3 separate regions of the Homo sapiens genome follow, and all the other regions are linked to region 3. A link is a contact called in ENCODE Hi-C or POLR2A ChIA-PET data. All regions are on one chromosome and are shown on one strand. The core of a region is the stretch at or near the end of the contact, and the rest is flanking DNA. Distances in the headings are between cores, read along the strand shown.

The links. Hi-C counts contacts between places; a loop is a spot of excess contacts on that map. ChIA-PET counts read pairs that join two places held with the same protein, here RNA polymerase II (POLR2A). Pooled maps may share reads with other maps.
Region 1: a pooled map shows a loop between it and region 3 (2.8-fold over the local background). The contact joins two enhancer-like sites. A Hi-C loop is called at or near these places in 1 of 37 single-sample maps with no recorded cell type and 2 of 50 pooled maps. POLR2A ChIA-PET finds 5 or more read pairs at or near these places in 3 of 52 experiments (HEK293T, activated CD4-positive, alpha-beta T cell and naive thymus-derived CD4-positive, alpha-beta T cell).
Region 2: a pooled map shows a loop between it and region 3 (2.5-fold over the local background). The contact joins two enhancer-like sites. A Hi-C loop is called at or near these places in 1 of 168 maps with a recorded cell type or tissue (gastrocnemius medialis) and 6 of 50 pooled maps. POLR2A ChIA-PET finds 5 or more read pairs at or near these places in 1 of 52 experiments (PC-9).

Annotation. Positions count from the first base shown.
Region 1 is chr14:75,451,734-75,454,433 of GRCh38, reverse strand. All of the region lies in intron 2 of JDP2 (Jun dimerization protein 2), which reads right to left. Among named protein-coding and RNA genes, the nearest start is that of JDP2, 25 kb to the right of the region's middle. RefSeq lists enhancers at 893-1,406, 1,407-1,922, 1,923-2,437. Within about 2 kb of position 1,398, at least 29 of the 41 ENCODE cell types and tissues checked have a DNase peak (open chromatin) inside an H3K27ac peak, as active enhancers do.
Region 2 is chr14:75,248,226-75,250,925 of GRCh38, reverse strand. No RefSeq gene overlaps it. Among named protein-coding and RNA genes, the nearest start is that of FOS, 29 kb to the left of the region's middle. RefSeq lists enhancers at 679-798, 999-1,168. Within about 2 kb of position 1,270, at least 10 of the 41 ENCODE cell types and tissues checked have a DNase peak (open chromatin) inside an H3K27ac peak, as active enhancers do; they include gastrocnemius medialis, where a contact is called at or near this core.
Region 3 is chr14:75,332,901-75,335,600 of GRCh38, reverse strand. No RefSeq gene overlaps it. Among named protein-coding and RNA genes, the nearest start is that of LINC01220, 40 kb to the right of the region's middle. RefSeq lists an enhancer at 1,078-1,577. Within about 2 kb of position 1,265, at least 25 of the 41 ENCODE cell types and tissues checked have a DNase peak (open chromatin) inside an H3K27ac peak, as active enhancers do; they include gastrocnemius medialis, where a contact is called at or near this core.

The DNA of each region.
Region 1 (2,700 bases), core at 149-2,648, 120 kb before region 3:
CACAGCTCTATTCAGCTTCCCCACTTTTGCAGATGAGGAAACTAAGAACATCAAGGCTGCGTAGATGCTCAGTGACAGCGCAGGACTCGTATCCAGGTCTTTGGGCCGCAGGGCCTGAGCACGTCCTGCTCTTCAAGGGGTGGGTGGTCTGATCATGATCACTGCCTTTAGAGTTAGAAGTTTTTAACATGTTTTAAAAAACGTTATTGCACAATTTACATGAAGGTGTAACATTCAAGCTCCATGGTTTAAAGGAGGGGACGTCACCAGCTCCTCTCGGGCCTAACCCTCACCCATTTCCGTGTTTCTCAGGCCCCGTCTGCAGGTGGCGCGGCATTTCCACTGTGACAAACAGCAGCCCAGATGTGATTTTGAATTCTGACTTTTCATAAGCGTTTTCAAAAACATAGCTTGCAGGACCCACAGAGAGACAGAATGAGAAAGAGAAATTACATTCTCAACCCAAGGCGCTGAAAATACAGAAACTCTCACATGGACAAAGAAATAAAGGAAGTGATAAGCAAAAATGGACACAAAAGAAAAACCAAAACCCCCAGCACTAACCAGAGTAGCCCAAGTCTGAGGGTTCTGTCTCATACTAAGAATTGTTGCCTGGGCAGACAGAACCAGGCTAATCTGAGACTTGTGGCATCAGAGTTGACAGTGTGAGCTTTGGTTGGTGGGGTTGGGGGGTGGTCTTTAAGACCTGAGTTCCTCCAGAAGCTCTGCTGTAGACCAGCTGTGTGCTCCTGGGCAAGTTACTTGGCCTCTCTGAGCCTCCATTCCTCACTTGTACAGGAAGGTACTGAGCCCTGCCGCACATGGTAGTAATGAGGACTGAGTTCCAGCCCAGAGCCGGGAGCACAGGAAGAGTTCCGTGATGCCAGCTTCCCTGCCTTCCTTCGCAGGCAAGGCGGAGGTGGTGCTATTGCAGCAGCGGCACACTGGCCTGCCTCCGGGCAGAATGCGGCACAGAAAGGAGTACTGCGGAGAGGGAGGAGCAGGCTGGGGAGTTCAGGGCGTGCTGAGTTGTCAGTGAGCAGGCCTGGAGTAACAGCCCCGCAGCCTCCAAATCTAGCCTCAGGCCTCACACAGCCAGCCAGGCCCACCAGGGCCCCCCCTGCATGGAGGAGCCACATTTCAACACCAGGGACCCATGAGCACCCTGGGAAGTAAACACCCAAATACCAAACATACCAGACATTCCCCTACATAAACAGGGCTGCACTAAGCCAGGGGCTGCAGTCCCTCCCCACTCCCCCACCCCCCATCAACAAAGTAGGGCAATTCAGGGACAAGATCTCAGCCTGCCCAGCCGGCTAGGCCCATAGCCTCCTCCCACTCCAGGAGGGAGGAATGAGGAAACCCCAGGGGCCCTCAGCCAACTCCCTTGCTGACCCCCGGCAGCCTGCAGGGGCCAGGCCCTCCCAGCATCCCCCATGGGGCTGAGCTGTTGGAAACTCTCTGCCCTCCTGTCTCTCCCGTCATCTCTTGCCAGGCCTTCTTACTCAGTGGCCAAGGTCTGGGCCTCAGCTGTGAAATATTGAGCTGTTTCAGTGAACAGCGGGCAGGGCTTTAGGAGAAAATTCAAGACAAATGGTCAGTCTAAGGCTGGGGTTGCAGACTCACATCACCTCAGGGGTCAAGCAAGTAACTCACCATTAGTGAGGGGGGAGGGCTGGATGGGGCGGTGGCCACCCCTCCTGCCATGGGAGGGGACACTAGCCCCAGTGGGATGCAGGCTCAGTGCTGCTAATTCTTCCAAGTTTTCAAGAAAATATAAATTTTTGAAGTAAAATCTCCCACTTTTGAATGTCAGCAACAAATTCCATTTTGAAAGGAACACCGCATGAGCCAAACAAAACACATCTGTGGGCTGCACTGGCCCACGGCTGCTGATTTATGACCTCTGGCAGTCAGCTGACCCTAGTGGGCTTGTCCTCAGAAGCCTGGGCTCTGGTCACCACAGTGCCCTGCTCTGTGACCTCGAGTCAATCAGGTCACCTCTCCGGTCCTGGGGCTCATCTTTAATAAGCACAAGTAGCTCCCATTTCTCACTGACCTTCAAACACATCTGCAAGGTGGGTCTCAGGGGCCTTATTTTACAAGTGAGAAAACTGAGGCTCAGCGAGGTGGAGTGTCTGCCCGAGGCTGCCAAGCTGGGAAAAGACAGGGATTGACTCCATTCCATCAGGCTACCTTCCACACGGTGGGCTGGACTAAAATCTCCGCAAAGTCCTTTCCAGCTCTGACTTCTCTGGGTTTTCATTCATCCAGCCTTCAAGGGCAGCGTGGGCCTGATTGAGGGATGTAGGAAGGGTGCCCCCTAATTTCTTATAAGAAGTTTCTTAGCTGGGCACAGTGGTGTACACCAGTAGTCCCAGCCACTCAGGAGGCTGAGGCTGGAGGATTGCTTGAGCCCAGGATGTTGAGACTGCAGTAAGCCATGATTGTGCCACTGCACTCCGGCCTGGGCAACAGAGCAAGACTCTGTCTCGAAAAAAAGAAAAAAGAAGTTTCTGCTTTTACAGACGCTTAGTGCCAGGGGCTCTTGGAAGCACCAAGGCTAATCCCTAGATTTTAGATGAGGAAACTGAGTCCCAGAGAAGGAAATGGCTTGCTCTTCAAGACAGGGATTGGGTCTTCACAGACCAGCCCAGAGGACACTGCTTGGTCCATCCTCCTGGGAGGCTCTGCCTG
Region 2 (2,700 bases), core at 21-2,520, 85 kb after region 3:
GGCAAATGCTTGACAAACAGTAGGCATTAACGTGGTGGTGGTTTATTATATATTTGCTTCCTTCCTTCTCAGTATACTGAGATAAGTTTATTGAACGCTGGCTATAAGCTACAACCTACTGGGCTATTGTTTGTACTCCTCCTTCCATGCCCTCCTACCATCAATTCTTAGGTTAGTCCTTTTTTTTTTCTTTTGAGATGGAGTCTTGCTCTGTCATCCAGGCTGGAGTACAGTGGCATGATCTCGGCTCACTGCAACCTCCACCTCCTGGGTTCAACCATTCTCCTGTCTAAGCCTTCCAAGTAGCTGGGATTACAGGTGTGCACCACCATGCCTGGCTAATTTTTGTATTTTTAGTAGAGATGGGGTTTCGCCATGTTGGCCAGGCTGGCCTCGAGCTCCTGGCCTCAGGTGATTTGCCTGCCTCGGCCTCCCAAAGTGCTAGGATTACAGGTGTGAGCCACCGTGTCGGCCCGTAGGTTAGTCCTATATGGGGAGATTTGGGCTTAAAAGGAAAAACCAAAAAATAAATAAAATAAATAAAAAAGAAATCTAGGAATAGGCACTCCTGGAACGGGACAGAGGTCCCATTAGACTGGGTGAGGGGTCTTTGAGAAATACCTTAATGCCAATTGTCTTCACAATTTTAATGGTTCAACATGCGAAGGGAGCCAAGGCTATTAATTTGTAACAGCTGCAAAGAAATCATGTCAACACCTCAGTATAGATTCTCTCTGTGGGCACAGAGGTTAGGTTGAAAGTCATGAGACCTAAAATAATTATTGAGCAACAGCATTGTAGGGGATTACTGATGGCAAAATAAACAACCTTCAACAGAATCCACCCCACTTGGTTGTATCCTCCGGGAGACTCTCACCTCCTTTTTTTAGATTGTCATCTCAGTCTGACTACAAACCATGTCTTAATAGATAAAGCTTTGATTCCACCTCTAACATAAGAGCAATACAAACCCACATGCCTACTAAATATAAGTGGCTGATGATATGGGCCTAGGATAGAAAGTGAGCAACTTAATGGGTGAGTTCATGCCGCAAAGGAGAGTCAAGGTGAAGGGGTACCTTATCTCAAATCTGAACAAAGACGTATATTTCCTGTGAAGTCTGATGAGAAAAAGAAGAAAAAAAATGTGGTTTGACTCCATCACACAAAGTAAGTCACAGTGGGTCCTGCTCTGCTGTAGAACTTTAAAGCCTGAGCGGCAGGCACATTTGTGGTTTGGTTGTGTTATCCGATTCTGCGGCTGACACACGCTGCTTTTAGTTCATGGCTGTAGAGTTTCCAGTCTCCCTTGGGCTCTTACGTTATGGTTTCAGGTTTCAGCGTGGCCACACACCTCTCTCCACTATTCAGGTGGAACAGCTGCAAGGGTTCCCCCTGCAAAGAGATCATAATAATAGCAGTAGCTGCCACTGAGGCCTGGCCCTGTGCCAGATGCTGCTTTGTTTTGCATGGTTTCATTCTTTATGCCCACTTTGCAGATCAGGAAACTGAGGCTTAATACAAGTAAAATAATTGATGTAGGGCCACTCAGGTAGAAAGGTGCTGAGGCTGGATTCACACCCAGGACCATGTAACTGCTGAAACTGAGAGTTTATGCACCAGATCATACTGCATCAGCATATTCCTCCTCTTTCTACACTTTCGTTTATGCCGTGCTTTGTCCCTTTTCTCCTGCATACCAGCTGAGCATGTCCTCTTTACTCTGCCTGTCCCTCAAAGACCTGCCTCCTCTGTTCCAGTGCCCCACCCGTGTCAGCCTAAAGTAGCCTCTCATCCCTCTGAACTTTTTCACCTGGACCATTTACTTTGGCACTTAATTATGCATTATTTTGTGTTATTATTTAAATGTTTTATTGCATAGGCTTTGTCTCCCAAACTGAATTACAAGCTCCCAGAAGTCAGGATCAGCTTTTCATGCGGCTTTTTGTTTTTTGTTTTTTGTTTTTTTTTTTGAGACGGAGTCTCACTCTTGTCGCCCAGGCTGGAGTGAGTGGTACAATCTCAGCTTACTGCAACCTCCACCTCCTGGGTCCAAGCGATTCTCCTGCCTCAACCTCCCAAGTAGCTGGGATTACAGGCACCCACCACCACGTCCAGCTAATTTTTGTTTGTTTGTTTTTTTTGTATTTTTAGTAGAGACATGGTTTCACCATGTTGGCCAGGCTGGTCTCGAACTCCTGACCTCAGGTGATCCGCCTGCCTCGGCCTCCCAAAGGGCTGGATTACAGGTGTGAGCCACCGTGCCCGGCCTTCATACAGCTTTGTATTCCTTCCAGCACTCAGCATAGAACTGTGCTCAGTAAGAGTCTAGATCCTGCTGAGGAGCACCAGGGGAAAAGATAAAATGCAATAAAAATGTTAAAGTCTGAAGAAATAAAAGAAAACCGAATGCCGTGGCTCATGCCTGTAATCCCAGCACTTCGGGAGGCGGAGGCACAGGCAGGAGGATCACTTGAGGCCAGGAGTTTGGGGCTGCAGTGAGCTATGATTTTATCACTGCTATGCAACAGAGCAAGACCCTGTCTCTAAAAAGAAAGGAAGAAAACTCAAAATAAATATTCCAAATGTGGCTTCTCCACAGAGGTTATTTTCAGCAAGTGGGATTCATTCTGAGCTCAGCTGCCTTCAACCCTCAATCTTTCTGTAGTGTCTAGCCTAATAAATAGGCGACCTATAAAT
Region 3 (2,700 bases), core at 16-2,515:
CTTGTGGCATAAGAGCAAAGCCCCTCCAGAGGGGACAATTTTAAAGCTAAGTGTCCCTGGCATGAGTTACCAGGGTAGCCAAGCTTTACAAAGACAGGGTTAATTCTTTCAAGTGTTTAACTTTAGTGATTTGGTTTTGATCAAAATCTTTTTTTTTTTTTTTTTTTTTTTTTTTGGTTTGTGTGTGAATCAGAGTCTCACTCTGTCGCCCAAGCTGGAGTGCAGTGGCGTGATCTCGGCTCACTGCAACCTCTACCTCCCAGGTTCAAGCGATTCTCCTGCCTCAGCCTCCTGAGTAACTGAGACTACAGGCACCCGCCATCACACCCGGCTAATTTTCATGTTTTTTAGTAGAGACAGGGTTTCGCCATATTGGCCAGGCTGGTCTTGAACTCCTGATCTCAAGTGATCCACCCGCCTCGGCCTCCCAAACTGCTGGGATTACAGGCATGAGCCACCGTGTTGATCAAAATCTTTTTTAAAACTTGTTACTCCTTCATCCATTAAACAGAGCTTGCAAAATATAAATGAACGTTTCCTTGGTGGTTGAAGGTCATTATTGGGAGCATCAGTTATGCCGAGTGCTGCAAAGTGAAACCAGAGACTCAGAAGTGCATTCAGCGTTTGGGACACTTTGCTGAATGGGTCGTGATCTCAGCAACAGCTCTGAAATTTGCCTTCTTGAAAGAATCCCTGACATCAGCTCATTTTTCTACTTTAGAAAAGTGCAGAGCATGTTCACTGTTCTTCACAAAGGCAAAACAGAACCCTGGCCCCAGAAGCTATGTGACCTTCACCAAGTGATGTCATCTCTTAGTGGCTGTGATTCTTCATCTGTAAACTCGGGAATAGCGTTATTAGATAATGCATGTTTAGAACATGCCTTCGATGCATTAGAGCAGGGCTTGGAACAGCGTTCAGCATGTCAGAAGCGCTCAGGGGGTTAACCGCTGTTACTACCGTTTGCAGATGAAGACAAGTCCCAGGTCTGGTTAGTTCAATCTGCCTCTTTTCACTGTAGTCTCACCAACATTGGCTGGCTGTCTGGGAAGCAACACCACCAGTGACCTCTTCTGGGTCTCGTGGCCACCAGCCATTGTGCCCATTCTAATCAAGGAGGCTCACCTCCAATTTATGCCTTTTCTAGTAAGAAAGGACAGAAAGAATTTCCCTGAGTCAAGTCCTTGCCAGAGTAGGGGCCTCTTGCAATCCGTGCCACGAAGTCCCGGAAGGAAGCTCTGCAAATGTGCGCTCAGGGCTTGTCAAATGAGCAGAAGGGCGGTTAAGTAACAAAGTAACTGCGGAGTCAGGCGCGGAGGGGAACAGCGTCTCTAACCACGGCGACCCTGTTCTTCTCTGGGCGCTTCCACTGAGTTATTAGATCAGCACTTGGCTGAGATGGGAGTGGAAGAACCCGGGAGGGAACGGGCCCAGGTCTTCATGTAGAAAAAGGGGCCCTGGCCCCTCGGGGTATTCAGGGCGCCGACCACCACGGCCTCGTCGCCCTTTTCCCCTAAAGCCCTGGAGGAAGGCACTCTCTGGCCTGAAGTTCGCCTGTCCACTGGTGATACCACCCGCCGCAGCGTTTCCAGCTGGGAAGGAGTTGGACATGACCGTACCCGCAACAGCTGCGCTCAGCACTGCCCGGGGCTGCCCCCATCCCTACCCCTACCCCGGGGGCTCCGGAAACCCCCCACAACCCCCGCAGATTTACCAAAATCCAGGGACCCTCTTACCCCCCCTCCCCTCCTCCCCAGGTCACCCACAGACACACACACATTTCCTGCCCTGCCAAAAATAAAGCTGGAGGGCGCTGGGGGTGCGCTTGCCACCAGCCCCTCCGGGGAGACTGCTGCCTCGCTGCACCCCTCCAGTGAGAGGACCACCCCCTTCATTTCTGCTGCCTTCCTCCTCCTTTGCTTTGGTGGATGTCACCCTGGCTCTGCCAAGGCCCTGGTGGAGGTTGCTCTCAAGGCATGGGCTGGAACCCTGCCCCTCTTCTGCTAAAGACACATAGCCCTCCTTCCTTATAAAAGCAGTTATACGGCCGGGCGTGCTGGCTCACGCCTGTAATCCCAGCACTTTGGGAGGCCGAGGCGGGCAGATCACCTGAAGTTGGGAGTTAGAGACCAGCCTGACCAACATGGAGAAACCCTGTCTCTACTAAAAATACAAAAAAAAAAAAAAAAAAAGAAAAAAAAAGAAAAAAGAAAAAAAAAATTATCTGGGCCTGGTAGCACATGCCTGCAATCCCAGCTACTCGGGAGGCTGAGGCAGGAGAATGGCTTGAACTAGGGAGGCGGAGGTTGCGGTGAGCTGAGATCGCGCCATTGCACTCCAGCCTGGGCAACAAGAGAGAAACTCCGTCTCAAAAAAAAAAACCACACAGTTTATACCTTCATAGTACATGTCCCTAACCTCGACCCACCAATAGAGCAACTCCCTGAGAGGACGATCAAGAGGTCAAGCTTGTTTGGGGTGAGCCCCACTCCTGGAAATCTGGAGGGGGGCAGAAGTAGTGCCCCTGACATCTGGTGGGTCATAGGTGCTCAGTCGTTATTTATTTTTGCTCTCCTCCTCCTCATTTTCTTCCTCAATATCAGCTCCTCTCTCTGCATACACCTCCTCCTCCTTACACCTCTCTCTCCTTCCTGCTCCATCCCTTCTTCACTTTATCTCCTTTGGACGACTGCCTCCTGC